2 separate regions of the Homo sapiens genome follow, and region 1 is linked to region 2. The links are chromatin loops, found by intact Hi-C in ENCODE. Cell type or tissue: B cell. All regions are shown on one strand. Links, peaks and the distances in the headings refer to the core of each region. The heading gives the core; the rest is flanking DNA.

What was found. A loop is a pair of places that touch in the nucleus more often than their neighbours do. Peaks named below come from ENCODE experiments on the same cell type or tissue, not always from the same donor. Only the 100,000 strongest peaks of a DNase experiment are listed, where the experiment ranks them.
Region 1: it touches region 2 in a loop (4-fold over the local background); 1 of 110 quality-filtered maps calls a loop at or near these places.

The regions. Positions count from the first base shown.
Region 1 is chr19:16,252,978-16,268,858 of GRCh38, forward strand. No RefSeq gene overlaps it. Among named protein-coding and RNA genes, the nearest start is that of AP1M1, 63 kb to the left of the region's middle. RefSeq lists enhancers at 1-96, 5,509-5,843, 6,709-6,928, 7,359-7,438. In B cell, for the core only: no CTCF peak of the experiment used is centred there; DNase peaks (open chromatin) are centred at 5,758, 7,054, 7,804 and 9,373; H3K4me3 peaks cover 3,830 bases; H3K27ac peaks cover 5,000 bases.
Region 2 is chr19:16,577,098-16,592,978 of GRCh38, forward strand. It overlaps MED26 (mediator complex subunit 26), which reads right to left. Exons shown (of 3, transcript NM_004831.5): 2 at 1,238-1,312; 3 at 1-585. LOC105372295 (a long non-coding RNA gene) reads left to right here. Exons shown (of 3, transcript XR_936360.3): 2 at 1,069-1,176; 3 at 1,261-1,717. Among named protein-coding and RNA genes, the nearest start is that of SLC35E1, 13 kb to the left of the region's middle. RefSeq lists a silencer at 4,666-4,715 and enhancers at 4,893-5,464, 5,465-6,036, 6,833-7,022, 7,722-8,258, 8,513-9,162 and 7 more. In B cell, for the core only: no CTCF peak of the experiment used is centred there; DNase peaks (open chromatin) are centred at 7,354 and 9,044; H3K4me3 peaks cover 3,282 bases; H3K27ac peaks cover 5,000 bases.

The sequences.
Region 1 (15,881 bases), core at 4,934-9,933, 320 kb before region 2:
AGGTATACAGACAACACACACAACACAGACACACACACACAACACATGGATGCACACACACACAGACACACAACACACAGAGACAGAGACACAGAGACACCACACACCACACACATACAACACAGAGACACACACATAACATATGCACATCAAACACAACTACGCTCAACATAGAGACAGACACACACAGAGACATGCAACACACAGAGACACACACAGAGACACACATACAACACACACAGACACATACGCAGAGACACACAACACACAGACACACAGAAACTGACAACAGACACACATACAACACACACGTACAACACAGAGACAAACGCATAACACAGATGCACACATACAACACTCACACACATCAAATACAACTACACACAACACAGAGAGACATACAGCATACAGACACACATATAACACACACAACACATGTGCAACACAGATATAACACATAGATGCACACCAAGCACACACAACACACACAGACACACAAAACAAAACTACACACACAACACACAGACACACAACATGCACAGAGACACAAGCATACAACAGCCACAGAGACACACAGACACCATGCATACAACACAGACATACACATACATCGCTTGAACCCGGAAGGCGGAGGTTGCAGTGAGCCAAGATCGTGCCACTGCACTCCAGCCTGGGTGACAGAGCGAGACACCGTCTCAAAAAAAAAAAGCCCATTTTGCAGAAGAAAACTGAGGTCAGAGAGCAGAGGCAATGTCCCCAAGCTCTGAATAGTCAGGAGTGAGCTGGAGCCAGGACCTTCACGTGGCAGGGACACAGGGCAAGGACTGGCACGTGCCAGCTCCCAAGACAGCAGGCTGGGAGCCTCCCTGCAGCCCAGAACATTCCCATCCCCACGGCAGTTCCTGCAGGGCCCCTCCCCCGCCCCGCCTGCCCTGACGCTGAGCTGAGCACATTTCCCATCCCACCCCTGGCTCTGTTCCATTCCAAGAGAAACAGGTTGCACCTGCACAGTTCCCAGAAGGCCCTGGGCAGCAGGAGGCCAGCCACGTGAGTGGGTGTGTGTGGAGACGTGCAGTCACATTGCAGCCCCCACCATGCCACTGCGCAGGAGGAGCAGGGCCACGGGTAACAGAGCCACTAAGAGGGGCGTGTGGGGCACTGAGCACTCAAGCACTGGAGCCAGCCAGACCTGAGTACCACCCAGGCTCAGCCACTTGCCAGCCTTTACCTCAAAGGAGGGAGGAGGGTTTTTTTTTTTTTTTTTTTTTTGAGAGTCTCACTCTGTCACCCAGGCTGGAGTGCAGTGGTGTGATCTCGGCTCACTGCAACCTCTACCTCCTGAGTTCAAGCAATTCTGTCTCAGCCTCCCTAGTAGCTGGGATTATAGGCATGTGCTACCACACCTGGCTAATTTTTGTATTTTTAGTAGAGACAGGGTTTCACCATGTTGGCCAGGCTGGTCTCGAACCCCTAACCTCAAGTGATCTGCCCGCCTCGGCCTCCCGAAGTGCTGGGATTACAGGCATGAGCCACTGCGCCTGGCCTTCTTCTTTTTTTTTTTTTTTTTTTTTTTTTGAGATGGAGTCTTGCTCTGTCACCCAGGCTGGAGTGCAATGGCACAATCTCAGCTCACTGAAACCTCTGCCTCCCGGGTTCAAGCGATTCTCCTACCTCACAGGAGGGTTCTATGAGGGGGCTTGGGAGATGTGTGCAGGAGGGGCCCCAGCAGGCCGGGAGAGCTACATAATATAACATAAAGTTCACCATTTTTAAAGTGAACAATTTGGTGGCATTCAGTACATTGACAATGTCATCCAACCATGACCTCCACTTCCAAAGGAGACCTCATCCCCATCAGTAGCCATTCCCCATTCCCCTCCCCCAACCCCTGGCAGCCACTCCTCTGCTTCCTGTCCCTATGGATTTGCCTGTTCTGGGCATTTTATATCAGTGGAATCCTACACCGTGTGTCCTTTTGTGTCTGGCTTCTCTCACTCAGCACCGTGTTTTTGGGGGCTCATCACGCTGTAGCATGGGGCAGTGCTTCCTTCCTTTTCATGGCTGCATTGTATTCCATTGTGTGGATGAAACATGTTGTGTTGACCTGTTCACTTGTTAATGGGCACTTGAGTTGCTTCCACTTTGGGGCTATTGTGAATAGCGCTGCTGTGAGTGCATGTGTCTGTGTATGTGTGTGTCTGTCTGTGTGTCTATGTGAGTGTGTGTGTCTGTGTGTCTATGTTGTGTGTCTGTGTGAGTGTGTCTGTGTGTCTGTGTATGTGTGTGTGTCTGTGAATGTGTGTGTCTGTGTGGGTCCATGTGTCTGTGTGTGTACGTGTGTCTGTGTGTGTGTGTACGTGTGTCTGTGAGTGTGTGTGTCTGTGTGTGTGTGTATGTGTGTACAAGGATTTGTTTGGTTCTTCCAACACACTTTTTGTGTTCTATGACCAGGAGATCCAAGTAACTCAGGCCCTTGGAGGGAGGTTCTGATTTACTGAAAAAAAAAAAAAATTCCACATTATACTCATGACTTGAAAAACATTAAAAGAGAACCAAACTGGCTGGTTGCGGTGGCTCACACCTGTAATCCCAGCACTTTGGGAGGCAGAGGTGGGCAGATCACTTGAGGTCAGGAGTTCGAGACCAGCCTCACAAAACCCCATCTCTACTAAAAATACAAAAATTAGCCGGTCGTGGTGTTGGGCACCTGTAATCCCAGCTACTCGGGAGGCTGAGACAGGAGAATCACTTGAACCTGGGAGGTGGAGATTGCAGTGAGGCAATATCGCGCCACTGCACTCCAGCCTGGGTGACAGAGCAAGAATCTATCAAAAAAAGAGAGAGAAAGAGAGGGAGACCCAAACCAACAGTTTTCCCTCACCCCTCGCCCCTCAGCCCCTCCCTATGTTGCGGCTCAAAAGCCCCAAACCCAAGCCAGGGAGTGGGGGACCAGTGCGTGGGCAGACACTGCATCCTCAAGGGTGAACCATCCCGGGAAACTGTAGCCCCTCTGATGGGAGGGAAGGAGAGGACAACCTCAGAACGTCTCAAAGCCAGGCTGCTTCGGGTCACAGGCCTGAGTCCCAAAGCAGGACTGAGCTGGAGGACACAAGGACCTCCCTGAAGCCACGGGGCAGGCAGGGGCAGGAGACCCAGTTTCAGACCCACCTGGAACCTTGGGAGTGGCCTTTAGCTTCCCCTCTCTGTGTGGCTGCTGCCAGGCTCCCAGCACCAGACACTGGCTCCCAAGTATCCTTCTGGTCCCTGAAGTTGGGCTGATGAGAGAAAAAGGTGAACCCTCTCCCCTGCCTTTTTTTTTTTTGAGACGGAGCCTCGCTCTGTCGCCCAGGCTGGAGTGCAATGGCTCCATCTTGGCTCACTGCAACCTCAGCCTCCCAGGTTCAAGCAATTCTCTGCCTCAGCCTCCTGAGTAGCTGGGATTACAGGCACCCACCACCACGCCCTGCTAATTTTTTACTTTTTGTAGAGATGGGTTCTCACTTTGTTGTCCAGGCCAGGCTGGTCTCAAACTCCTGTCTTCCAGTGATCCTCCTGCCTCAGCCTCTGAAAGTGCTGGCATTACAGGCAGGAAGCCACTGCACCCGGCTGAAAAACCCTTTTAGTATCAGAGCACAGGGGCTGGGTGCAGTGACATCACACCTGTAATCTCAGCACTTCGGGAGGCTGAGGCAGGAGTATCGCTTGAGTAGGAGTTTGAGAACAGCCTGGGCAACATAGTGAGACCCCCATCTCTTAAAAAAATAAATAAATAAGTTAATTAACCAGACATAGTGGTGCATGCCTGTAGTCCCAGCTACTAGGGGGGTTGAGGTGGGAGGATCGCTTGAGCTGGGAGTTGGAAACTGCAGTGAGCTATGGTAGCACCTCTGCACTCCAGCCTGGGCGACAGAGTGAGACCGACCCTGTTTTTTTAAAAAGAGAGAGAGAGAATCACAATGTAAGTGAATAGTGTAATATTAAATTTCAGCGTATCCGTTAGATAAAGAAGTGTGGGTATGATGATTTCGCAGAACATAGTGACAAGAAATGTGTCACACTTATACCACATTAAGGATGTTGAGGCCAGGCGTGGTGGCTCACATCTGTAATCCCAGCACTTTGGGAGGCTGAGGCGGGTGGATCACCTGAGGTCAGGAGTTCGAGACCAGCCTGGCCGACATGGTGAAACCCCGTATCTACTAAAAATACAAAAATTAGCCAGGCATGGTGGCAGATGCCTGTGGTCCCAGCTACTTGGGAGGCTGAGGCAGAAGAATAGCTTGAACCTGAGAGGCAGAGGTTGCAGTGAGCTGAGATCACGCCACTGCACTCCAGCCTGGGCAACAAGAGCAAGACTCCATCTCAAAAAAAAAAAAAAAAGGAAGTTGAGTTATGTTACTCTTTCATGCTACTTTAATTTTGTTTCACACTATCTGCCAAAATAAACTCTTTCCTATAACTTAAGATGTGGGTGTATATGTATATGTATACAGATGTAGATGCGTGTAATTTATTATATACTGTTAATTTCACTATTTGGGTTGTAATAACATTATTTTGAAATAAAAATATAATTGTTCAGATTGTGGGGTACATCTGAAGCCCTTAGTCCTTATCGTGTCCTCTTCCGGAAGCTGAGATCTTGGTCAGCAGGTGCAGAGGAAAGAGCCAGGTTTCAGAGCCACAGAATCAGTTTCTCTTGGAATCTCAGGTTCCTTCTCTGTGAAATGGGGATAGTGACACTCTGACTCCAAGCATTCACACATGCTGTTCCCTCAGCGTGGTCATCCCTTCCGTGTCATTTGCCTGGAGAGCTCCTACATATCATTAAACCCCAACTGTGATGTCCCTCCTCCAGGCAGCTGCCGCAGACAGATGCTCCAAATTCTCTCATCCCCACCCGCCTTCCAACCGAGCCCTGATCCTGCAGGCTGTGGCCATCTGTGTCCAGCTCTGTCTCCCTGAGACTGGGGGCTCCTTGAGGACTGGGCTAGGGGACACAAGGGGATGGCGAGTGTTTTATAAAAATGGAGATGCCAGGCTGGGTGCAGTGGCTCACGCCTATAATCCTAGCAGTTTGGGAGGCCGAGGTGGGTGGATCACCTGAGGTCAGGAGTTCGAGACCAGCCTGGCCATCATCGTGAAACCCCGTCTCTACTAAAAATACAAAATTAACCAGGTGTGATGGCACATGCCTGTAATCCCAGCTACTCGGGAGGCTGAGACAGAAGAATCGCTTGAACCCGGGAGGCAGAGGTTGCGGTGAGCCGAGATCGCAACATTGCACTCCAGCCTGGGCAAGAAGAGCAAAACTCCATCTCGAAATAAAAATAAAAATAAAAAATAAATGAAATGGAGACCCCAGTACCCCCCGTTGATAGATAAGAGACTGAGATTTCTAGAGGGGCTCAGCTTCCCTGGGGGACAGCTGTTTAGACCCAGAGCCAATTTTCAACTCTTGGGCAGCCAGACTGCAAGTCCAGTGCTCCTTCCAAAACTTGTGTGTATGGAGAACCCACCACCTGTGCCCTGACCCCCTCCTGGTTCCCCACAGCCCCTGCCCAGGCCAGGACACCCTGTCCCCTGGGTGTCCCTGAGGTCACAGATAAGGCCGCTGGGCCCGGCTATCGGCAGGAAACATCTTGGCAGGACAGGAAGCGCGGCATGGGTCAGCCGCGCCTGCACCCGGCTCAGCCTATCAGCGGCCAGATATTTTGGGAGCCACTATATAAACCCCAACTCGGCTCCAAGCTGTTCCCCGGGGAAGCCTCAGGCTTCATGTTCTGCGGCAGCCCTGAGGCTGCTGGAACACGGGGCCCGGGAGGAGCTCAGGAGCTGAGCGGGACAGAGTGACAGGGGTGGACTCCGTCCGGGCATCACTGCAGGCCAGAGGGTGCTGGCTCTGAATCGAGCTAGCCCCTATTCAGTCCTGGTGCAGACACTCTCACTTGCTGGGCAAGTGGCTTCACCGCCCTGTGCCTCAGTTTCCCCCTCCCCACATCCCTCCTTTGATCCTGTCCCAGGGAAAAACACACCTCCAGGTCCTGGAGCCTTTTCTGAAGTTTCTGGGCCGACATCTGAGGGCCAACCCACTTTCTCCCAATGCAAAGCAGGGCCCAGGAATCTGCATCTTAAAACCTGCCTTGGCCGGGCACAGTGGCTCACACCTGTAATCCCAGCACTTTGGGAGGCTGAGGCGGGTGGATCATGAGGTCAGGCATTCGAGACTAGCCTTGCCAGGATGTTGAAACCCCATCTCTACTAAAATTACAAAGATTAGCCGGGCATGGTGGCTGGTGCCTGTAATCCCAGCTACTCCGGAGGCTGAGGCTGGAGAATCGCTTGAACCTAGGCAGCAGAGGTTGCAGTGAGCTGAGATTGCACCACTGCACTCCAGCCTGGGCAATAAGAGCAAGACTCCGTCTAAACACACACACACACACACACACACACATACACACACACACACACACACACACAACAGGGATCCATACGCAAGCCCAAGCTTCTCAAGTTCAAGAACATACGGTGGGTCCAGCTCCTCCACCCAAAAAGTTCAGTGGACAGGCACCCAGCGTGACACCGCATAACTGCTGAATTTGAGCCACATTATAAGAATGGGCTGTAGTTATTCCCATTTTACAGAAGAGGGGTTGAGGCCCAGAGAGGGGCAGGAAGTTGCCTGAAGCCACACAGCAGCCCAGAGGCCACGCCCTATCAGAATCTCCACCCCGTGCACCTCTCAGGAGATGCTCCAGGGGTGATGTGGCCAGCCAACAAGCAGTGGGGTTAGGATTTGAACCCGGGTCTGCCTGCTCCACGACCCCTTGTTGGCACAGAACAGTGCCATCTTGGGCCCAGTGATGACTGCTCTGGTCCTGAATAACATGCATATTTCTCCCAGGACCAGTAAAAGTGAAACGAAGAAGTGAAATAAAAATACTCAAGAACTCACTGGGGCCCGCAGCCGGCTCCTGACCTCAGAGCCTCGGCCTTTCCTGGGGAGAGGCAAGGGGGCAGGACGGCAGCGCGGGCAGAGGAACCCAAGCGTGGCTATGTAAAGTGGCCGGCCCAGCACCTGCGACTGCCTGCCAGGGCAGGTGATGAAGCGTGCCCGGCCGGCCCCCACCCCAGGCAGCTGCAGCTGGCAAAAGGGAACAGCCACACCACATATAACCTGGCCTGAACTCCACCCAAAACCAGAGCTCGAGGCCTGGCCCGTGCCTGGAAAGCCAGTTTTGGCCCAATGACTCTGGGCAGGTCACTGTCCTTCTCTGGATCTCAGTCTCCCCACTGGCCACAGAAAAGTCTCAGCAGTGGCAGAGGCTCCTGCCTGACCATTCTGACCATCCCAGAATGGAAAGGGAAATCACCTCCCTCATTCTGGAGCCTATACCTCTAATAATATAACCCATGGGCCTAGCAGCTTGCTGGGCAGCTATGTCACAGGCAATGGGCCCCTTCAGGTGTCCCTGAAGTCCTCATCCCTGCCCACCTTTCTTTAAGATCTGGTGGGGACTGGGGGTCAAGATGTCTTCTAGTTCATGCCACACAACCACTTGGCTCAGTTTGCTGCCAGGGAGGCACTGGACTGGCATCTCTTTCCTGACGACATGCTCACTGCCAGCCGGGGCAGCCTAGTGTGTGGCTTAGTGAAAGTGGGTGCCTCCTTCAGAGTGGCTCAGTCCCCACCCTGCCCTGCTCTGCCATCCAGCCACCTGGGACTGCTGACAGAGACCTAAGTCAGTCCTTCTCTAGGTTAAATGCCCTAAAGCCTCCAGGGCCTTCTCCCAGGACACCACTTAGAAGTGTGTATACACATACACACACACACACCATGGTGGTCTTCCCCAAACCTGCCACTATCCATCTATCCCCATTTTGAAGTGGCAGGGCCCCCTGCCTGACAGCATTGACCAGCCCAGAATGGAGAGGGAAATCACCTTCCCCATTCTGGAGTCTATACCTCCAGTAATGCAACCCATGGGCTCAGCGGCTTGCTGGACACCTATGTCATAGGCAATGGGCCCGTTCACGTAACCATTCGTCAATTCCAAATATTGAGCCCCACAAGGGAGCTTTGATGAAGGTGGTGGGGATGGGGATGTCTTGTTTCTTTTTCTCTCTCTTTTCTTTTTTGGTAGAGATGGGATCTTGCTATGTACCCAGGCTGGACTTGAACTCCCCCTGGCCTCAAGCAATCCTCCTGCCTCGACCTCCCAAAATGCTAGGATTACAGGCATGAGCCACCAAGCCCAGCCGGAGTGTCCTGTTTCTTGAGCTGGCTGCTGGTTACCTGGGCATAGTCCCTTTATGAGAAGTTACAGAACTGTGTACCTAGGATTTGGGTACTTTAATGTCTGTATGTTTTCCTTGAATAAAATATTTTAAAAGAAGAAAAGGAAAGAAAGCAGTTTGATGTCTCGGACTGAGAATGAAAGCTAAGTAGATAATAACTAGGTGAGGTTTGAGGGCATGGATGGATTCGGGAAGGGCACTGCAGGCAAGAGGCACGGCGCGGCTAAGGCCTGGTGTCCTGAGGCAGCCTTGGTGTTTGAGGGACCTGGCAGAGGCCCGTGTGGCTGGGTGGGGGCAGGGACCAGCCATGCAGACCCTCAAAAGCCACAGCAGGGTGCATGGATGTTACCCCGAGACAGGTGCCAAGCCGAGAAGTTTAAGTGGAGGCTGATGATTAAGTGGAATGGACATGTGGAAGGGCGGTTGAAGCCATGAGCAAGGGCATTTATGATTGAGTGGTAAAGGGTTGCTCAGCCCATCTGCCAGAGGGGAATACTGAGGCCCGGTGAATCCAGGCTGCTTGGCTACAAGTAGGAGGTGGAGGGGCAATGTGAGCCTGGCCCAGCTCGCCCAAGGGCCACTTTCTCCCAGCTGCACCCACTTGGAGAGTGGTCACAACCTCTGTGCCCAAGAATCAGCCAGATCTCCCAAGTTTGAGTCTCACTCTGAGCTCACTGGCCTCAGTGTCCTCACCTGTCAAACGGGGGCCTGGGAGGGTGAGTCTCATCTTCGACCCCTCTGCAGGCAGCCCAGCGACTCTTTACCACGGATTTCACTGCGATTCCAGCCAAGAGTGCCTGGGCAGTGGAGGGGGCATTTCATAACCCGAGCACTGCAGAGGTGGCTTTTCTGAGAAGCCCGGCCCCAAGGAGGAAACTCTCTGATCTTCGAATGCCGTGGGGGTGGGGGTGGCACCCTCAGCTTGCACCAGGAAAAACTCTGGGGGAAGGGGAGAAGGTAGGAGTTCTAAAAAGAAATAACTCAGTAATGCAAATTCAGCCGCATTGGGGGAAATGGAAGAAGTAAAAAGGCACTGATGAGAAGGGACTCGTGCCACACGCAGGGCAGGGGGTTCGGGGACACCATCTGGGCAGATCACCACCCAGGCACCCTTGCCACAGCTCCTGGCCTTACCTCGAGCCTTTATCCGGGCTGCACCTTGACCTGGGGTCTCCTTCCCCTAAACCTCCCCATAGGGAATCTTTCTCTTCTCTGACCCCTAAAGGCGACCTCATACCCTTTCACCAGTCACACCCAGTTACACTGTGTCCCCCAGCTCCTGGCCATCACTAAGCCACCTTCTGTCTCTACAGATTTGCCTGTTCCAGACACTTCAGGCCCCTCAGTATCACCCCCACTGTGGTCTTGTCTTCAACTGTGGTCTCTCCAGAGTCACCTTGGTTTTCTGCCTTTTGCTCGTCCATCCCCACCGCTACCCGTGGGAGGGCAGGACCCAGCTGGCTTTCTCCCTGCTTCTCCATCCATCCTACTTCTGACTCCCCAGCCTGGAGCCTGGCACCGAAAGGCGCTCAGTAAATATTTGCTGGCTGAATACACGGGGTCAGGCCCACCTTATCTTTAGCAGGGAGTGTTATCAGCTTGGCTCGGGACCAAACTCCAGCTCAGCTTGGGCCATCCCTCCTACAAGCCCCAGTTCTTCTCAGCTAAACAACAGGTCTGGGGGGTGACACTTCTCGCCAGGGGTCCCCAAAGATAACCCACAGCACATAGAAAGCCAGGCACACCTGGCATGGCGCAGTGGCTCACGCCTGTAATCCCAGCACTTTGGGAGGACGGGGCAGGAAGATCACTTGAGCTCAGGAGTTTGAGACCAGCCTGACCAACATGGTGAAACCCTATCTCTACTAAAAATACAGAAATTAGCTAGGCGTGGTGAAAGGTGCCTGTAATTCCAGCTACTCAGGAGGCTGAGGCAGGAAGATCGCTTGAACCCGGGAGGCAGAGTTTGCAGTGAGCTGAGATTGCGCCACTGCACCCCAGCCTGAGTGACAGAGCGAGACTGTCTCAAAAAAAAAAAAAAAAAAAAAAAAGGCCAGGCACACCGGAGATACCCAGCCACTGTCATTTCCCCCAGGGGTGTCCCCTTGCTGATCCCTGGATGGGGCTCTGTCTTCCTCCCCCACCAGGCAAAGAGAGGATAAAAGTGACCAGTGAGGCTCTGAAGGTGCTGGGTTCTCTCCCCCACCTCCAGCTCTTTCTAAGAAGCCAATGGTGATAACATTCCCCCAAAACAGGAACCAGCGAGGGGCACCCTGTGTTGCAGAAACCTCCCGCAGAAGCTGCCCACCCAGCCCCCGACCCCACGGCCGGCTTCAGGGCCCGCTGGGCACAGCCTGGAAAGATTTTTATGTAAAAGTGGTCGATGCAAATCCAGAAACCTGGGGACCATGAAAAGATCCACTTCCCCTTTAACCCACTCTGGCCTGAGTTGCTGCCACCTGGGCACGGCTGCTGGACATAGGCCTCCCTGACCCCCGCTCCCGTTTGCCAAGCCGGCTTCCAGCACCCACAGCGCTTAGGACTTGCTCTGCGCACCGGAGGCCCCAAATCCTGGTTGCTGGGCTAGAGGAACAGGGAGCAGGAACGGCTCATGTAGACCCCCAAACCCCCTGCCCTGAAGCAGGAATGATCCCAGCAGCTAGATCTGACTTTTTTTTTTTTTTTTTAAGACGGAGTCTTGCTCTGTCGCCAGACTGGAGTGCAGTGGCATGATCTCGGCTCACTGCAACCTCCGCCTCCCAGGCTCAAGAGACTCTCCTGCCTCAGCCTTCCAAGTAGCTGGCATTATAGGTGCCCCCCCACTTCGCCCGGCTAATTTTTATATTTTTAGTAGGGATGGGATTTCACCACATTGGCCAGGCTGGTCTTGAACTCCTGGCCTCAAGTGATCTGCCTGCCTCAGACTCCCAAAGTGCTGGGATTACAGGTGTGAGCCACCGTGCCTGGCTGCTAGCTCTGACTTTTAAAAAAAAATTGAGATAAAATTCACACAACATAAATTCACCATTTTATTTTGATTTTTTTCAGACAGGATTTTACTCTGTCACCCAGGCTGGAGTGCAGCAGGTTCATCATGGCTCAGTACAGACTTGACCTCCTGTGCTCCAGTGATCCTCCCACCTCAGCCTCCCGAGTAGCTAGCTGGGACTACAGGCATGCACCACCACACCCAGCTAACTTTTACATTTTTTGTAGAGACGGGGTCACACTGTTGCCCAGGCTGGTCTTGAACTCCTGGGCTCAAGCGATCCTCCTGCCTCGGCTTCCCAAAGTGTTGGGAATACAGACGTGAGCCACTGCACCTGGGTTGAATTTTTAAATTTTTATTTTATTTATTTATTTATTTTGAGACGGAATTTCACTCTCCTTACCCAGGCTGGAGTGCAATGGTGTGATCTCGGCTCAGGGCAGCCTCTGCCTCCCAGGTTTAGGTGATTCTCCTGTCTTAGCCTCCTGAGTAGCTGGGATTACAGGCGCCTGCCACCACGCCCAGATAATTTTCTTATTTTTAGTAGAGATGGGGTTTCACCATGTTGGCCAGGCTGGTCTCGAACTCCTCACCTCAGGCAATGCACTATCTTTGGCCTCCCAAAGTGCTGGGATTACAGGCATGAGCCACCACGCCCGGCCAACTTTTTAAAAAATTGAAATAAAATTCACACAACACAAAATTCACCATTTGCTTTAAAGTATATGATTCAGTGGGTTTGGGGCACACTCATGAGGTTGTACAACCATCACCTATACCTAATTTCAGAACATTTTATCCCCTCAAAGGGAAACCCCGTCTCCAACTGAGTTGGCCACCTCAGAAGTGACTGAGAAGCAGTCACTTATCCCCCTCCCCAGAACCCTGACAACCACAAATCTGCTTTCTGTCTTTGGATTCGCCTGTTTTGGACAGCCATGAAGTGGGCAAAATAACATTGAGTGAAATCTTTGTGATGGAGAAAAATAGGTCATGACATGGTAGGTGGGACCCGGAGGGTCATTTTAGCCGAGAAGGTCAAGGAGGTTCTCTCTGAGGAGGTGACATTTAAGCTGAGACCAGCAGGAGATAAAGGAGTGGCTGAAGGGAACAGCATTTGCAGCAGAGGGAACAGACAGTGCCAAGACCCTGAGGCAGGACCATGCCTGGTGTGATCATGGAACTGTGGGGAGGCTGGTGTGTTGGGGAGGCTGGTGTGCAGGAGGAGATGGGGTCACAGGGTGGCCGGGGCCAGACCACAGAGCCTTGAGGGCCTCAGTGAGAGGTTTGTGTTTTGTCTTGTTTTGTTGTTTGTCTGTCTCTGAGATGGAGTCTGGCTCTGTCACCCAGGCTGGAGTGCAGTGGTGCAATCTCAGCTCACTGTAACCTCCACCTCCCGGGTTCAAGCAATTCTCCTGCCTCAGCCTCCTGAATAGCTGGGATTACAGGTGCGAGCCACCATGCCTGGCTAATTTTTGTATTTTTAGTAAAGATAAGGCTTCACCATGTTGGCCAGGCTAGTCTCGAACTCCCAGCCTCAAGTCATCCGCCCACCTCGTCCTCCCAAAGTGCTGGGATTACAGGTGTGAGCCACTGTGCCCGGCCAGGTTTGGGTTTTATTTCAAACCTGGGACAGGGCTCCGTTCTCCACCACTGCTCTAAAAATATTTATTGAAAGAAGAGGGACATACCACAGAGTCAGCCCTACCTTTGGTGCTTCAGGCCTTCAAATGGAGACCCCAGGGTGCAAGGAATTCAGGTCTTTGCAGACCTTCCTGTGGAAGATGGAACAGTGTGAAACTGCATGGAACAGCATGGATGCATTTGGGAACTGCGTGGAGGCTCTGTCTCCTGTAAGGCAGAACTGAGTTGGCCGCCCCAGGGACTGAGTCCCTGGCCACCTCCTGCCAGCCACAAAGACCGTGCTGCCCACGACGTGCTGTTGCTTCATGGTGACTTGACTGTGATACAAAGAGGCCACCAACCTGGACAGGGAAACCTGAGCTTTCTGCAAGCTCCCCAGTAACTCCAGGCCTGACAGGGGCTCACTTCAATACCCCCAGCCCCCGTCTATGAAATAAAGGGTGTTTAGGATCCATCTGGCAACGGACACCCACTCGCCCAGGCCAGACCTAGGGAGGGGCACAGGGACCAACGAGGCCTCAGTTTCCCTATCTGTGAAATGGACAGAAAAAGCCCCGCGGCGCATCATAACAACCCACCAGGTCTATTGTCCAGCCCTGGGGGCCCCCACATCCCTCTGAGCAGCTTTGGGGTCCCCAATTTCCTTCCCCCAAGCACACACGCACTGTCCTCTGCCCCTGACCGCAGCCGGGTCCTGATACTGTTTTGTTCTCACCCTGCTCTCCTGACCTGGTGCCACCAGTTTGGTGTCTTAAAAAACCACAACTTAGGGTGCTGTTATCTGCTATCAGTGGCGGGACGCGGTGGTTTCGGGGCCCCTCCGTGCACTTCTCAGAAGAGCCAGCCATGTCATCGCAGGGTGCTTGGCACAAAGCAGCTTGTTTATCAGGCCCCCTCATCGCGATCCCTGCTGATAAGGGCCTTCAAGGCGCCCGACAACTTGTTTACGGGCCTTGTTTTCAGAGATTCTCCATTTGATGTATCCCGGTCTTGCAGCCCAGGGGTCAGGGCATTGGGGAGGGGGGAAGCAGGGCTGGGTCGAGGGGCTTCTGGGAAGACTTCCTGGAGGAAGGGATGCTGGAAGGGAGCGAGGGAGGGTTAGTTGCAGAAGATGGGGTAGGCATTGCAGGTGGAAGAACCTGCATGGGCAGAGGTTTGGAGATAAGAACCTTGTGACAGGCTGGGGGCAGGGGCTCATGCCTATAATCCCAGCACTTTGGGAGGCTGAGGTGGGAGGATCGCTTGAGTCCAGAAGTTCAAGACCAGCCTGGCCAACATGGCGAAACCCCATCTCTACAAAGAAAAAAAAAAAATTAGCCAGGCAGGGTGCGTGCCTATAGTCTCAGCTACTTGGGAGGCTGAGGTGGGAGAATTGTTTGCACTTGACCTTGAGAGGTGGAGGTTACAGTGAGCCAGGATCACACCACTGCACTCCAGCCTGGGTGACAGAGCCAGACCCTGTCTCAAAAAAGTAAAAAAAAAAAAAAAAAAAAAAGAGCTTCTGGCAAAGTCAGGTTAATTAATGAGCTGGGGCTTATCTGAAGAGCAATAGGGATTTGGCAGGGTTTAAGCTGGGGAGTGGGGAGGTTAAGAGCCAGGGTGAAGTTTGAATCCTGGTTCTACTCCCAGCTTCAGTTTTCTCATCTGTGAAATGGGGATGGTGTGAGGATTCAGTGACACCATTCAGGAGGGGACGCTGGGGAGAAGCCACAAGCAGGTTGGATGGGAGGAGGAGGGCCTGGCAATGCCAGGGAATGCGTAGAGCCAGAAAGCTGATTAGTAGTTGCTTAAGGCTGGGGGCTGGGATGGGAACAGGATGGAGGTTGATAGCTAAAGGGGAAGGGGTTTCCTTTTGAGGTGATTAAAATGTTCTCAAACAGGCCGGGCACGGTGGCTCACACCTGTAATCCCAGCACTTTGGGAGGCCGAGGCAGGTGGATCACTTGAGGCCAGGAGTTCGAGACCAGCCTGGCCAACATGGCTAAACCATGTCTCTACTAAAATTACAAAAATTAGCTGGACATGGTGGCACATGCCTGTAATCCCAGCTACTTGGGAGGCTGAGGCAGGAGGATTGCTTGAACCTGGGAGGCAGAGGCTGCAGTGGGCCAAGATTGCACCAATGCACTCCAGCCTGGGCGACAGAGAGAGACACCATGCCAAAAATAAATAAATAAATAAATAATAAAATAAAATGTTCCCAAATGGAGTGGTGATGGTTGCAGAACTCTGTGAATACCCTAAAACCCATTGAATTGGAATCTTTGTTATTATTATTATTATTATTATTTTGAGACAGGGTCTCACTTTGTCACCCAGGCTGTAGTGCAGTGGTGCAATCTCAGTTCACCGCAGTCTCAACCTTCCAGGCTCAAGCAATCCTCCCACCTCAGCCTCCTGAGTAGCTGGGACTACAGGGGTGCACCACCATGTCTGGCTAATTTTCTTGCTTGCTTGCTTGCTTGCTTTTTTTTTTTTTTTTTTATAGAGATGGGGTCTCACTGTGTTGCCCAGGCTGGTCTTGAACTCCTGGCCTCAAGGGATCCTCCCGCCTCAACCTCCCAAAGTGCTGGGATTACAGGCATGAGCCACCACGCCCGGCTGAGCTGGACACTTTAAATGAGTGAATTGTGTGGTCGATGCATTATATCTCAACAAAACTGTTAAAAAACAAAACAGACAAAAGAAGATCAAGAAGGCCTTTTTCACTTTAGCACCGGGAAACCCAGGAGGCAGCTCTGAACCTCTGGATAGAAGGCATTTTGGGCAGCGGCTGAAGGAGGTAGGTACTGAGCTCCTTGTCACCTAAGCCATGACCAGGTGAGCTCCTGCTGGGAGCCGCAACCACCCAGCTGCTCCTCCGCTTCTCCCAGCAGGAAAGGTGCCAGGGGCTGCCCCTCAGATGTGGCAACAGGAGCTGGGCCCCCCACCCGCCCACACTGGGGTTTCT
Region 2 (15,881 bases), core at 4,807-9,806:
CTGCAAGCAGGGTCCAGGGGGCTTGCCCAGGCCCGGGGAGCTGGTGTGCGGTCGCACGGCGTTGACGGGGATCTTGCCACTGTGCTTGTCATTCTCGTCACGCTCCAGGCGGCTGCCCTCTGGGCCTGCATGCCCACTGCCATCCAGGGAGCTGGCGAAGCTCTCTGGACTCCCACTGATCCCGTTGGTGGGGAGGGGGGATGAGTTGGGGACCAGGGGGTCGTGGCTAGCTTTGGAGACCTTGGGTGGCGGCCCTGGGTGGCCGAGGTCACGCTGGTCACCCCGGCGCTTGCGGCTGCCCAGCCTGTCCAGCCGCTGCCCGGGCAGCCTCTGGAGGTCATTGCGGCTCTTCAGGTCATGGATGCTCCTGGGTGGGCCAGCCGCCCCCACCTCCGGCCGGCAGTTGTGTGCGCCCCCGTTGGCAGAGCCGGTGGCCCCCGCCAGCCCCCGCAGCGCCGCCTCATGCTGGTGTGCCGGCTCGATGAGCTTCTGCCAGCTCCGCAGCAGCTTCTTGGCCCGCTTGGCGAGCTCCTCGTTCTTGGTTTTCTTGCGGACGTCGTTGATGAGCTTCCCAAGTCGTGTTTCCTACAACCAGAGGGAGATGATGACATACTTTCGGGACAGGAACTTCTCCATGAGCTGAGCCAGAAATGGTGGGAAGTGGCCCTGACAGTGAAATGACCCGGTTCCCACTGAGCCCTAAACTGCCAGCTTCCCTGACACAAAACTTCTGGGGATTTCCGGTCCTTTGTGACAATATAAATTCTCAAACCTAGTTCCCAGACCTTCAGGGTCCCAGGTGGCTTCTCAGCAGTGCTGTCACCCAGGCTCCTGGTGTCAGGGGGCTGTGGACCATCAAGGCCACTGTAAGGACACTGCCAGAGAGGCTTCCTGGGTGAGAGGGTGCTGTGGCCGAGGCGACAGCACAGAGGGTCCGCTTCAAGTGGAGGGTTGGGGATGGTGCCTCTCACTGGAGCCTCCTCCAAGCACACCTCTCCTGATGTCCCCACGTGCCCACGAAGTGTGCTGGGCATGTAGGATGGGAGTAACACCACTTGGTCTCTGCAGTGCCCGTGGGAGAGCAAGATCGCGAGGCACGAGCTGTGAGGGCACACCGCCTCTCTTGGTCCTCCGAAGCAAAGACACTGATGCTCCCAGAAGCTGCGGAAGGACCTGGTTGGTACCATCCCCTGCCCCCCGTTCTGCCCTCCCAAATGCTGGGGTCTGGGATACTCACCTCAAGTGCCTCTTTGGTAATAGGGTATTTCTCCAGGCTGGAGATGACTTCCAGCACCGCCACCATGTTCCGGATCTGTGGAAATAAAAAGCCATTTGTCAGGTCCCTGTCCTTCTCCACTGGGAGGCTGGAACACCCTGCCCCAGCCTGCTCCAGTCTCTCCCCAACCCCAGAGCAAGAGGAGCCAGCAGCACTGAAGCCCCCACTCCATGTCGTCTCCTACCTGCTCCCTGGGCCAACCTGGCACCCAGTGCTCATCCTCACCTGCCGTCTGACCTCCTCCAGTGTGTGGTGTGCGGGCTGCCCCAAGCCCTCCAGTGTACATGGTACATACCCACCCACCTGCTGAAACCCAGGATGCCTGTGGAACAAGAGCTGCTCCTGATACTTAAGATGACCTCTACTCTGCCATCTGATGGGAGTGGGAGAGGAGACACGGAAGAATTCATCGAATAAAATCCACAAAGCTTAAAAGATCAATACACAGGCCAGGCGCGGTGGCTGACACCTGTAATCCCAGCACTTTGGGAGGCTGACGAAGGCGGATCAGAAGGTCAGGAGTTTGAGACCAGCCTGGCCAACACAGTGAAACCCCATCTCTATTAAAAATACAAAAATTAGTTGGGTGTGCTGGCATGCGCCTGTAGTTCCAGCTACTTGGGAGGCTGAGGCACGAGAACCACTTGAACCCGGGAGGCGGAGGGTGTAGTGAGCTGAGACCACACCACTGCACTCCAGCCTGGGTGACAGAGCAAGACTCCGTGTAAAAAATAATAATAATAATAATAATGATAAACCAGTCAATCTGAATCCAAAGACACCATAAAGAGAGCAGAAAGTCACAAAGTGGGAGAAGGCATAGGCCACAGGCCCCCAAGGAGCTGTATCTGGAACACAGAATGCCTGTACAGCAGTACAGCTGACCAGGAGCCCGGCGTAGACTGGCCACAAGACAGGAACAGGCACACGGCAATGAAATGTCAGTGCTGATGCTCAGCCTCTCAGCTTTATCGATAATCAGGAAAACTCAAACTGAACCCACAAATGGATACATGATACACGTGCCCCACTGACAACACTAGGTACTTCGGGGGATACAGCTGACTTTGGGGACTGCTGGGCTTTGTCTGGCAGAGTGAAGCATGAACACATCCCATGACCAAGTAATCCCTCCCTTTTAGGATCTTGCTAGGAGCCACACCTTGTTCTAAGCACTTCCCACACATTACTGACTCCCTTAATTGTTACAACAAGAATTCCTACCACTCAACCACCACCTCCAGCAACTACAGGTTTCTGGTGGGCTGGCTAGCGGGTGGGAGCCCAGGGGCCCTGAGGAAACCACAGTGAGTAGATTACTCAACTCCCCCCCACCCCAACATGATAAAGGAGTTAAGCGGGCACATGATACAAATTAAAACAGCATAAAAGGGCACACAAGGAAATGGGCATCTCTGACCCAGCCACTGTAGCATTTCCTTGCATTTTTTTCCAAAAATATCCCTTGTGTATATAGGCGTATACATCCACACTTATCACATATTTCAAAACCAAACTGACAGTGGTTCTTGCCTTTTCTGACTTAATGTCAGCAATGTCCAGCCTCAAACAGAGCCCCTCATTTGGCTCACCATCCCTTCCAGAGTGGGGAAGGCCCGACTTGAATGCTGTGGGACACTTAGGCACTTTCCGTCCGCCATTACAAAATAAGGCTGCAACCGACGGCAGTGACAGACCTGACTCTGAGCTAGTGCACAGACAGCCATGGAGGAGCTGGGGCTCCACATCCATGCAGGGTGGTCACCTCACCCCCAGGGAGGCTGCTCTATTCCATTCCCACCAGGCCACATCCTTGCCAAGACTGCGTGGCAAGAGTTTCCGTAACACATGATTGTAAACTTAGCATCTTACACAGCACACATTTATCATCTTAGGCTCTAGGGCTCAGAAATCAGGTCTGAGTCTCACTGGGCTGGGATCCTCTCTAGAGGATCCATTTCCTGCTCCTTCAGGTGTTAGCAGAGTTCAGCTCTTATTTTGTTTTTTTTTTTGAGATGAAGTTTCACTCTTGTCGCCCAGGCTGGAGTGCAATGGCACGATCTCGGCTCACTGCAACCTCCGTCTCCTGGGTTCAAGCAATTCTCCTGCCTCAGCCTCCCGAGTAGCTGAGATTATAGGCACCCGCCACCACGCCCAGCTAATTTTTGTATTTTTTTTTAGTAGGGACAGGGTTTCACCATGTTGAAGGCTGGTCTTGAACTCCTGACCTCAGGTGATCTGCCCTCCTCGGCCTCCCAAAGTGCTGGGATTACAAGCGTGAGCCACTGCACCCGGCCCAGAGTTCAGCTCTTTACACTACAGGAATGAGGCCCATTTTCTTGCTGGTTGTCATCCGAAGCCATTCCCAGCTTCTGGAGGGCACTGCATCCAGCTCACACCCCCTCCCCTTATGCTCAAAGCCAGCTACAGGCTGAGTCCTCACCCGGCATCTCTCTGACCCAGCCAGGATAGGTGCCATCTCTAAGGACTCCCTGACTAGGCAGGGCCTGCCCAGATGATCTCGGATCACCTCCCCATCTCCAGGCTGTTCCCTTAGTCACATCTGTCATGTACGGTACCATGTGCCCAGGCTCCAGGACTAGAATGTGGACGTCCTTGAGGGCTGTTAATTCTGCTGGCCTCATGGATTCTGGCTTTTCTACTCTTCTGCCCCACTTCCAGTGGGAGGCAGCCACTGCCACTCCCTCCCTTCCCGTGTTGTCTCCTCTGGGTGTAAAGTTGCAGAGCCACGACAGCAGTCCCCGCAGAACTCCCACAAAGCTGCCCTGCCAATGGGCCCATTTGCTCTTTGGCAACAACGGCCTTGCCTTGCAATGTTCTCCATTCAGGGCTCCAAATGACCCTGAAAACCCTGCTTCAAGCTGTGTCATGGTGGGGGTGGACGGGTGATATGAGGGGAGATACAGTCCTGTCCGCACTCCTCGTGCAATGGGCAGGGATCAGTGCAGGGGAAGACTGTGCGATGAGGAGGCCAGTCCCAGACAGACAGCAAGGCCAACCACTCCCTGCCCCAGGCACTCCAGCACCGACTCAGTCCCTGGGCTTGCCACATGGCTTCACCTCCACCCTGCTGACCTCACCCTGGTATATTTGGAGCCCTGGTTCCCCACATACTCCTGAAGCAGCAGTCCTTGCAGAGCAGAACACTGCCCAGACCCAGCTAGCCTGGTGGCACAAAGTGTCCTTGTCCTTGGGCAGACACCATCCTGCTGCCAGACAAGAGGGAGGAGACAGAACACCTGGGCAACCCCAGGGTCTGGTACTGAGCTGGTGCCCCAGAAATCACCGCTGAACTAACAGCCAGTCCCAAGAGTCTCCTGGAAACTGTGTGGGAGCTGGGGACACCAGGCGAAGGTGTGAGGGCCCTGTGACTGTGTATCCTTACCCTTGGCCCCTCCCCTGCCTTATGAGCCACGCTTAAGCGTGTGCAGAGAGGCCTTCAGCCTCTAGGAGCCCCAAGGGAAATGCTACAGCCTTGGCAGTCCCCTTTCTGTCCCCACCGTGTGAGCTGCTCACCTGAGGAGTAGAGGAGCCCGCCTGCTCTACCTGTAAGGTGCTAGAAACCCACAGTCCTACGCCGTAAACAGATGAACTCTGCCAACACCTGAAGGGGCAGAAAATGGATCCTCCAGAGAGGAGCGCAGCTCGCTGCTTCCTGGATCCCAGCCCGGTGAGACTGGAGCTGACTTCTGAGCCCTAGAGCCTGAGATGATAAATGTGTGTTGTGTAAGACACAGAGAGAGGGTGAGTGTCCAGTGCGGCCACTCCCTGGAGCCAGCAGAAGGCAGTCAGTGATGTCAGCAGAGCTAAGGATGGGGGCAAGGTGAGACTGCCCTGCCCTGCGACCTCTGGGGCATTGATGTCAAGCAGTCTGAACACTGTGTGGGGAGCACCACCTGGGCATCCAGACACAGGCCTCCCAGGCCCAGGAGGCAGACACTGAGCAATGCAGCGAGGAATCCCTGCAAAGGGCCTGGCCCCGACCCCAGGCACACTGAGCCAGAAGGCTCCACAGAGCCTCTTTATAGATGGCCACAGTCTGTCCCAAAGAACACTTAGCACCCAATTGGTGCTGGTCCCATAGGAGCAAAATAGGAGCTGGCTTCTGACCCTGGCCCTGGGGACCCTGCCTTAACAACCAACTGACCCCCCACCCAGGAGTGGCAGGTCTCCCACTCTCATGGAGGTGGCCCTCTGTGAGTGACAGAGACACCAGGACTCGTATGTGGCTGAGGGGAGGCTCCCGCTCTGACTCCAGGCCTGCTAAGTCCAGCATGAACCCTCAGGGCAGGGAGGCAGGCCACAGGGGGAGGGCAGCACCTAAGGTGGCCTCCCAGGGAGGTCAAAAAAGGATGTGGCAGAACGAGCTGTGTCCACCTGGGCTGGAGACCGACTTCCATGCTGGAAAGCAGAAAAGAGCTGGAGAAGGATGGGCAGGGAGCTGGCCAGACAGCACCAAAGCCCTGCGGCAGGGGAGAGGCCATGGGTAAGGACACCGGGAGGAAAAACAGACCCAAAAGACCCAAGGTGGCTCCTTCACAACCTGTCTTCTATCCCCCTTAGCGACTGCCCCCACAGACCACCTGCCCTTGCCCTGTTTCTGGGATGCCCTTGGCACCTGTCCATCTATCTGGGGAAGTACACTAGATCCTAATCTCAGCACAGACACAGTTTGACTCCACATGGGGAGCCGCTCCAGGCGATGGCCTCAAAAGATGGCTTTAAGGCAGCTCTTCAGGCTTGCCAGGGCCATGTCTGTGGCCCGATGGCCAATTGCAGCCTCTTGCTGTCAGGAATAGCCTGGCACATCTGAGGCCCCCTCCTCCTTTGGATTCTCCCTTGGGATTTGTTCCCAGTCCAAAAAAACCTCTCAAAACACCTGCCAAGTTGCTTTCCCAAAGGGGCAGGAATCCCGTCAGGAACTGTAGCCTCTCACTTCTCCACTAGGGACCCCTCAATAGATGCAGATGGGTCTGAACTTCCTTAACCATCAACGAAGACAGGCGTTGCCTCCCCTTTCTACCAACACTGACCGCCCCTGCCCACTTAATTTGCTTCAGTTTGGCCTCTTCATTGCTGCGGGAAGTGCCTGTGAAGGGCAAGGGTGTTGGGTGGGGGTGGGGGGTGTCGACAGCAGAACCTCCATGCAGCTACTAGGAGAAGCAGGGGTAAATGCAGCAAGGAGCACTCTGGAAGCAGGTGGGACCTCCCTGGGGTGCCTGCTCCAAAGGCAGGCAGGGCAGGAAGTTAGCAGGTGGGACCAGGTGTGGCACAGGTATACATGCAGGTCCAGCCCAGCCGCCTGGTACATGAATGTTGATGGAACTGACTCCACTGTCACACCGAACACTTTCAGGTCTTAGAATGGAAATCCATGAGGCATGATCAGGTACACATGGGCCAATAGGAATGTGAACATTAATCTCGTCCTTCTGGAATCTCAGAAAAACCAAGCAGGGAGGCCTGGTCTCAGGTCATAGGCATCACAGCTAGCATAGATACTGAGGAAGAACAGTTTGCATCCAGGCAGAGGGTGAACTGGGGCCACCAGCACAACCCTCAGCACACAGGTGCCCCACACTTCAGGGATGCCCCAGGAACACACGCATGGGGGCATGGAGGGGACAACTTCTCGCCCAAGACCACAAGAGGTCTGGCTGTCCCAGGGCTCTTTTGTGGTCATCCTTCCACATGAGAACTTAAAAAGGCTTCCACGGGCGCGGTGGTGTGCACCTGTAATCCCAGCTACTCGGGAGGCTGAGGCAGGAGAATCGCTCAAACCTGGGAGGCGGAGGTTGCAATGAGCTGAGATCACGCCACTGCACTCCAGCCTCGGTGACAGAGCAAGACTCCGTCTCAAAAAAAAGAAAAAGAAAAAAAAAACCGAAACCCAAACACTGCCCCCCCCCGCCCCGCCAAAAAAAAACAAAAAACAAAACAAAAAAAAGAAAGGCTTCCGGAAAGGCTGGCACCTTTGTCCCCAGAGAGCCCCATAGCCTGTGCTAAGCCACAATTCCAGCCAGCCTAACTGGTGACATGTGCTGTTCAGCTCACAGGAAATGTGAGGAAGGAGGCGGGGCTGGACACGCACAGAGACAGCCTGAGGGAGGGGCCAGCACCCCTCAGAAGCAGCCTGGGTCAGGCGCCTGGAGCTGCGTGAGACACCTCATTCTCCCACACCCTGGGAGCAGTGGGGAACCCTGTATGCGACTTCACAGCACACCACGCTCCGTGTGAGCTATTAAAGACCCACCACGCATCCTCGTCTTTCAGTGACACTTTCCTGAAGAAATAATACAATCTGGAATTTGCTACAGAATCATCCCCTAGGGTGAGTGACAGGAGGGGGATGGGTGAAACAAAGTCACATGGCTGTAAGCAGCTATCTACTGAAGCAGGATGGTTACCTTTCTCTACTTTTATGCTTGAAATTTCTCACAAATAAAGATGAGAAAATACATCTATTTCCTAGCATTTGTTTGGGAGAGTTCACTGATCTAGAAGGACTGGCAGCCATCTAAAGGGGAAGTGAGCAAATAGCTGTTTCCAACTCCTCATAGTGGCTTCACTGTCCACCATCTGGCCCCTGAGTGGGGCAGCAAGGGCCGAGGGCTGGGTAGGATGCCACCTCCCTCCACGTGAGCCTGTCTCAAGTCTCAGGCCTCCTAACTGATTTGAACTGCACAACACCATCTATCTGGTGAGACCCCAGGAGCCCCTCACCAAGCTCCCCTACTCTGGTACTGGGCTGCTGCTTAACAGACCTGGTGCAGAAACAGCAGGCACCCCTGGGGCTGGAGAGGGGAGCTCTGAGTACCCATGCCAGCTGTCCATCCCGGTCCGACTCTCAGGTGTCCTCACGCCTCTCTTCTAAAGGAAACCACAGAGAGCCCGAACCAGGGGCACACGCTAGGTCGACAGTTCCTTCCTGCAGGGAGAGGCCTGACCTGTACCAGGAAGGAGCCCAGGACAGCCACCACCACAGAGAGGACAGGCCCTCAAGTGGCCCAGACCAGGAGGGAGGACTTGGCAAGAAGGGGTGGGGGCTAGGTCACTCTCTTCCAGAAGGGGAGAAACATAACAATGAGCCAGCAGTAACCCAGGGAAGGGACAGCCGTCACTCCAGGACCTGCCCAGCCCCAGTCAGCACCACCTCCCTCCCATCTGCGATCCACATCCTATGGCTCTGGGCACAGCTGAGCCACAGGACACAGCCACTCAGAACTTTCTTTCCAGGTTTCCCTCAAAGGCCAGCCAGCAGCACTCCTCTGTGGCCCTGTGAAACCCAGTGACACCTCTGACCCCTCCGGAGTCCGGAAGACTAGACTCTTCTGAAAACCCACCTACGACAGGGTGCGTGGAATCACCTTTCAAACCAAACTCCTGTCGGCAAATATTTTAATTGGGCCACGGCATGTGTCCGAGTTTTTCTTCTGTGAAGAGGATCACTGGGTCTGAGTGCAAAGCTGGGGCCTGTTCAGTGGAGTGGACCCGCTACTGGCCAACCTCTTCCTCGCTTTATTACAGGGGTGTGTAAGTAAAACCCTCAGGCCCTGAGTAATTACTGCTGGGGATTTCCAGCCCTGGTCTGAAACAAGGAACTGAGACTGAGTTTTGAGTCCCAGCAGCCCCTTGGCTTGCCTCTCCATTTTCTCCACATCTGAACTGTTCCCACCCCGCCTGAGATCCCCAGCCTCTTGGGAATGCAGCTGTGGTAGCAAAGGGGAAACCCTGTGCTGCCCAAGGTCTGACCAACCAATAGTCCCAAGGGTGCTGAGCCTGGGCAGGCCCAACCGGGCACAACTCGCACAGGACCATCACTGGTGGGTTGCCCTTGTGCCAAGTTCTTTCACGTCATCCTCACAAGCGCACTCTACAGATAAGGTAACTGAGGGCCAGGAAGGTAATGGAGGTCCCGGGTAGACCACACAGCTAGAAGATGGTGAGGCCTGGCCTTCCACTAGCCTGACATGGCTACCAAACACACAGGGCCCATCTGGTGCTTTGAGTAGGTGGGGTGAAGGGTACCAGGTGCCACCAGCCTGTGGTGATGTCGGCACTCTGTAAAGACTCTCCTGACGTGCTCCTGCAGTGAAATGCACAGGTTACAAACAGTTCCTTGAACCCACACAGGGCCACCTCCACGGTCTCCGTGTTGTCTATGCCTTGTCCCCAGGATGCCTGAGAGGCAGGACCAGGGTGACCCAGGCATGCACGGGCCACCACAGCAGGGCTTCAGATGGCACTGGAGCCCACTCCCCACCGGGCTGGCCCTGGGAACAGTGCACATGGAGCACAGACTGCAGTTCTGCACTCCCCCACCTCGGTGTCCGGCCAGCCTTCCTGACCACCCTGGACGGTGGGCGGCACTGCCCTGGCAGCCTGTGGGCCCGCACCTGTGCCCCACAGCCCACATAACCTGCTCCTTGGGCTCAAAACAGCCCCTGCTGAGGCCTCAGTGGCAAAGCACCTGTAAAAACCGGTTCACTTTAAAAACAACAATGGGGATGTTGTCGGGTTTTTTTTTTTTTTTTAATGCAGAATGGTCTAGACAGTAATTTACAAAAACTACTTAGCTCAAAAGACTGTGGAAGTGTTCATCAGCAAGCAAGCTGTCCTTCCAAACCCAAACATGCCACAGATGGCACCCAGAAACAGACAGTCTGCCTTCAATGTGCTAAGCATTCTAATGCCGTCCGCGGCTGAGTCACCTCGCCCACCCCCCAACCCCCAACACACAGTCGTGTCTGCTGAGGACACACGGGTGAATCAAACAGGGCTTTGCTGGGAGAGTGTGTGTCTGTGATTTGGTTCCCGCCACACCAAGTCTTCCTGCTTCTGACAAACTCCGCACGTGTTCCCAGGCAGCTGGGAGCCAAACTGCCTCTGGTGCAAGTCAGTACAAGAGGCGGCACCTGCATCCCCACCCCACCTCCACCCCAAGACCCCAGCTCTGCCCTCCCTCTCAGCTCTGGAAAGCGCAGCCCTGAGGGGTGCTGCTGTGCTTACCCTCAGGCGGGCCCCACCCTGCACTCTCCGCTCAGCCTCATGGGGCTGGTGCAGGTCCACCAGGCTCTGCCCAGTGAAGGCACCTTCCTCTGAGGGGACCTCATGGGAGCCTCAAACCCCAGGGGCAAAGCCTCAAGTTCACAGCTTCTCAGAGGAAGAATGACACTGGGAGGAACAATGACGGGAAGGTGCATGTCTCGGCCACAGCCACCAAGCTCACCACTTGAAAAGCACTTCCTGCTGGGGCCCTCCTGCTACTCCCAGGAGCAGCCGGCCACCTGAGTGGTCTGTCATGTCCATGTGGCCCTCCCTGTCCTGCAGCCACAGCTCCTGTAATGCTTGGGCAAGTATGCAATTGCATGCTACAACTCAGCCCGGGGGACGGGAAATGCCACCTGAGTACAGGCAGCACGCGGAGCCCTGACTGAACCCCATGAGCAACTCAGAAAGAGGAAGCCCAGGGCTTGGGGCAGAAGTAGGAGCTCCATCAGTAGGCATGCCTGACTTCTGCAGCGAGGGAAACTTGCAGATGAAGCCAGGAGGCAGGCAGCGCTGCTCTCCACAGCCACTGCCCCCACAGCGTCCTTCCCTCCCACTTTCTGTTTTTAGCAGCTCTTCCCAACCAAACTACCAACCTAGACTCTCCTGACCTCTGCTTCAGGTCTGCAGAACTTACGATTCTTACTGCCATTTGGCCCTTTGTGAAGGCACAAGAGCTCTCAAAGCTCATCTGTAAATTGACTCGTTGCTACGCGGATAGAACTGGAGCAGTGGGAAGCCAAGCGGAGTCCTGGTGATAGCACGCTGGGTGGGGGCTTCTCCCTCTCAGCCTCTCTCTTCTAGGAGCAGCTGATAAGAATGCCAGCTGCAGAAGACTGGAAATGACCCAACATCCTCGGGGGAAACACACACACAGTGCTCGGCCCATATATGTTCCGCCAAAGACAGAGCCCAAATAAGAACGAGCCAGCTTTTCAGGAATCAACAGGGAACAACCTTCAAGAGACTGCCAAGCACAGAGATGCACACAACAGCGCACCCTGTGCCGCCGCCTGGAAGATCCTAGCTGAGGCTGGGCAGACAAGGACCTGATGGTTGAGCCGCGCATAGCTGTAGCAGGGGACCGCACCTGGCCTCCAGCACTGACGCAAGCAAGACCTATCACTGACTGGAGCCCAGTTCCTCCTCTGAGAGCATGAGAAAACCACAAGATGGTGTCTGTAGAGCATGAATGGTGTGCTGGAGACCACGCCCCCAGGGGCCAGGCCACGAGGACCCGCACACTGCACTTTCTGCTGGGCTGCTCTGTGGTCTGTAAGATCCATTCAGGCAGGGCAGTGCCCAGCACGGTGCCTGGAGGCAGCCTCAGAGGCCCATTGAGAGAGGAAGCCGAAGGAGAGCAGCCCCCCGCCTGCCTGTCCAATTGGGCTGCTGTAAGATCCTGAGAACTAGTGACCTTCTAGAATTCCCCGAGACAAGTCATCAAATGCTCTCTGAGCACCGACTGCACACAGGTGCTCTACCAAACTCTGGGCCCGCTGGATGCTGGGAGGGGGCGTTAGGATCCCTGTGTACTGACCCGGAGGAGTAGACAGAGACAGCCAAGGTCAAGAACAGAAGCAACAGATAAAATGCCACCACTGAGGCTCTCACCCAGGCTGCCAGGAAACCCCAGGGGAGGACTACACTTGGCTCAGGTCCAGGGCCACCCCTTCCCCCACAGCTCCTGGGCTCTGTGTGGAGCTGGAGGGACAGGAGTGGGCACAGGGGCCTTCTCATTGGGCATTCCTGCAACGAGGGCCACGGTGCAGAGAACCAAGGACACTGTCACCCAAGAAAGAGTCTGGTGACTCTGTGGATCCCATGGTAACCACCATTTAAGGATGGACACTCACGCTATGATCCAGCAATTCCACTCCAAGCAGCACCTACAGAAATGCACTCAGAGCAGCTGTATCAGAACAGCCCCAACTGAAAACAGCCCACGCAGCCACCAACAGAACACCGAATAAATAAATCATGGTCTGTCCATTCAATGTTGGATGAACAAACTGCTGCTACACATAACCTCAAAGACAAATCTCAAAACAACGTTGAGTCAAAGAGCCAAACACAAAAAAACACATTTTTTTTTTGTCCTGGATTAAAAGGTCAAAAGCAGGCAAGACTTCTAGATGGTGAGAGCAGTCAGGGTAGTGGCAGGCAGAGAATGACTAGGAGAGGACGTTGAAGATGGCTTCAGGGGAAAGGCTCTGTTCCTTAACCTGGGTGGACTGGGGTTCTCAGATGTGTTCATAAATGTTCATTCAGCTGTAAAACTTGGGACTTGTACACTTTTCTAGATGTATATTTTCTAGACTATATTTACAAAGGTTGTTAAAAATAACCTACTGTGTGTGAATTCCATGATCTTAGAGGCCACCTCATCCTACAGAAACAGATGGTGAAGCTGTCAGGGTTGTGGAGGAGGGGGAGGTGTTGGCAAAGCAGCCCCTCGTTCCCCACGGCCCAGACCCTCTGAGAGCCCCACAGAACAAGGTCTGAAAACAGCTTCAACACAAGCCCTGGCCACCTCTACAACACACAGTGATGCAATGTGCACTGCACTTCACTGCTCACTGAGAAACGTGTCTGCACTCTCCTGCCCTGGATGGGACTGAGGAGGACAAGGGCACTCTGAAGCTTCCCCGGCAGGAGTACTCAACAGATGAGTGTCCCCAGGAAGAAGTGAGCACTAATGCTACTGGAAAGAGGCAGGCAGGCAGCACCCACTGGGCATGGTGCCAGCACCCTGCAGGGCACTGGGGTCTTGCCACACCATGGTCTCCCCTGAGACCACAGATACGCCCCCTCCACCCCCAACAGGTATTAAGCCACTTTCCCATCCAAGAAGCCAGGGTGCCAGCTGGCCACAGATTCGTTACTAACCTAACCTGCTACCCCATGCAGCCAGCACACACCTGCCTCCCTGCTCCACTGTGACACAGGACACTTTAGGATGAGGCAAATCTGCACATCTATACAGCGGAAAAGGACAGTGAAGAAATGCCTCTTCTACTCCTAGTTTGCTGAGAGGTTTTATCAGGAATAGATGTCTGATTTTGTCACATGCTTTTCCTGCATGTACTGGGATGATTATAAGGCTTTTCATTTCTGGCCTTGTAATATGGTTGATTACACACATTTTCAAATGTTATCTGCCTCCCTTGCTTTAATTTCAGCTCCCTTTCTTTGCTACCTTGATTGTGGTGTTGGTGTTACTGATGTACTTACAAGTTAAAATTTATCAAATTATATACTTCTGCTATGCGCAGTTTATTGTATGTCAATTATATCTCAATAAAGCTATTAATGTCAGGCACAGCGGCTCACACCTGTAATCCAAGCACTTTGGGAGGTGGAGGCAGGTGGATCACCTGAGGCCAGGAGTTTGAGACCAGCCTGGGCAACATGGCGAAACCCTGTCTCTACTAAAAATACAAAAAAATTAGCCAGGCGTGGTGGCAGGCACCTGTAATCCCAGCTACTTGGGAGGCTGACGCATGAGAATCACTTGAACCCGGGAGGTGGAGGTTGCAGTGAGCTGAGATTGCACCACTGCACTCCAGCCTGGGCCACAGAGAGAGACTTTCTCAAAATAAAATAAAATAAATAAATAAATAAATAAATAAATAAATAAATAAATAAATAAAGCTATTAAAAAAACACCCATGGAGGCAGACAGATGCAGCAGGTCCTAGGAAAAGTAGGAGGGATGGCAGGCAGAGAGAAGGACTGCTTCTTTGTTAGAGAGGGGAACCAGATGCCACCTGGGTTTGTCCTCCCTGGGGAAGGAGGGTGGGCCCTTTGGGGAGGCTCCTTCTCTCCTCAGTAGAAGGAGAATGACTGTCACGCCTAGGATCTCAGAGGGACTGTAAGGACTGAAAGATACACTTGAGAATGCACACAATGCACTCCCCATCTCAGACCAGACTCCTGCAGGCATCAGTAGGCACCTGCTTTTTCCTTCTGGGACATTCTGTATGCACCCACAAACACTTGTGCACTGCACTGATTAGGCATCCTAATTGTAGCTTTGGAAAAAAGCTGTAGCTGAAGCTGGGTCACAGTGTCCTATGAGCTGTGAAATAAAATGCCAAGCAGCCACCAAGCCACTTCCCAAGGCTGAACTTACACACACACCCCCTTGTATGCCTACCTATAGGGTTTGGTCATACTTCACTGGAGACCCAGGTGAAGGAACCAACTTCCTACACTCGAGAAAAGGCCAGCGGCTGCAGACATCTGCAAAGTCTTGGGCAAACGACAGTCTGCTCTCCCCAAAACATGGTGCAAGCAATGATGCTGGATCCATCCTCCTGACCTGAAAGTAGCCACGGTGCGTCTGACAGAGTCTTTTCCCTCCTAATTCCGCATGGTTTTCTCCTATGGGAATTAAGCTCCTAGAGTGAGAAATCTGTCTGAAATCCTGACTTTCCCCGCTAGAGAGCTGATCTAGATCCTTCCTATTCAAGTGTGGCCTAGGGGTCAACAGCACGGGCATCACCAGGGAGCTGCTTTGAAACGCACAATCCCCATCCCCATCCCCCCTAGACCTCCTGCATCAGAAGCTGCATTCCAACAAGCCCTCAAGGAGGCCCAGCCCCACAGGGATGATGGGCAGAGGCACCCAAGGCTGTGGGCTCTGCTTGGCACCATGTGCCCAGCTGCAGCCCTGACCCCTACTTCTGTGGCCAGCCAATCAGAGGCTCCCTGGTAACACTCCTGGCACCACCTGCACCCTGCTTTCCAGAGTCCCTCCCAGGTGTGACTCATCCAATCCCTCTGACAACTGTAAACCCTGAGGGGGTGTGATGTGCCCAAGTTCCATCTGCAGGAGGGGACTGCAGAGTCCATACCACGACCCCACAGAGCCCACCAGGCACAGCTGTGGGGCCCTGTCCCGTCCCATGCCAATCTCAGAGAAAGCCTCTCCCGATGGTGGTGTGACAGGGTCCAGACAAACCACAACAGGATGAAAGGACAGGAAATATCCAGGCTGGTGGGGGACGTACCGCCACCAACCAGCAATGGCCACTGTCAGGGACAATGGCATCTGGCAGAGGCTGGGGAGCTCCCAGAGGATGTTAGCAAATCACGCCACACATGTCCCTTCCAAACAAAGTTCAGCAGCAGCAGGTCTCACCCGCTCGCCTAGGCATGACATGTGGAGCCTGTCACCAGCTTCATAACCAGTGTCCCCACCTTCATCCACTTGGCTCCCAGAGCTCCTGGTCAAAACGGCACCCCCTTCTTCTAAACCTCAAAGCCGGTGTTTCTAAGATAATTCCACTTCAGCTCCAATAAGGACCTGAGTAGCTTCTGCGGGCTGGACCGATGACCAGTTATTGCAACTGGGGACATTTTCTAAGGGCAGATGATGGCTGTCTTGGTTCCAATCAACTGCCTTACAAACCACTGCCCTGGAATGCAACTGTTCCAAAGGCGGCATCACTCAACCCTCTGTTTTAAAAACACAAGTCAACGAAAATAACAAGTTGCACCACCACCCCCAACTCACAGCCAAACCTCCCAC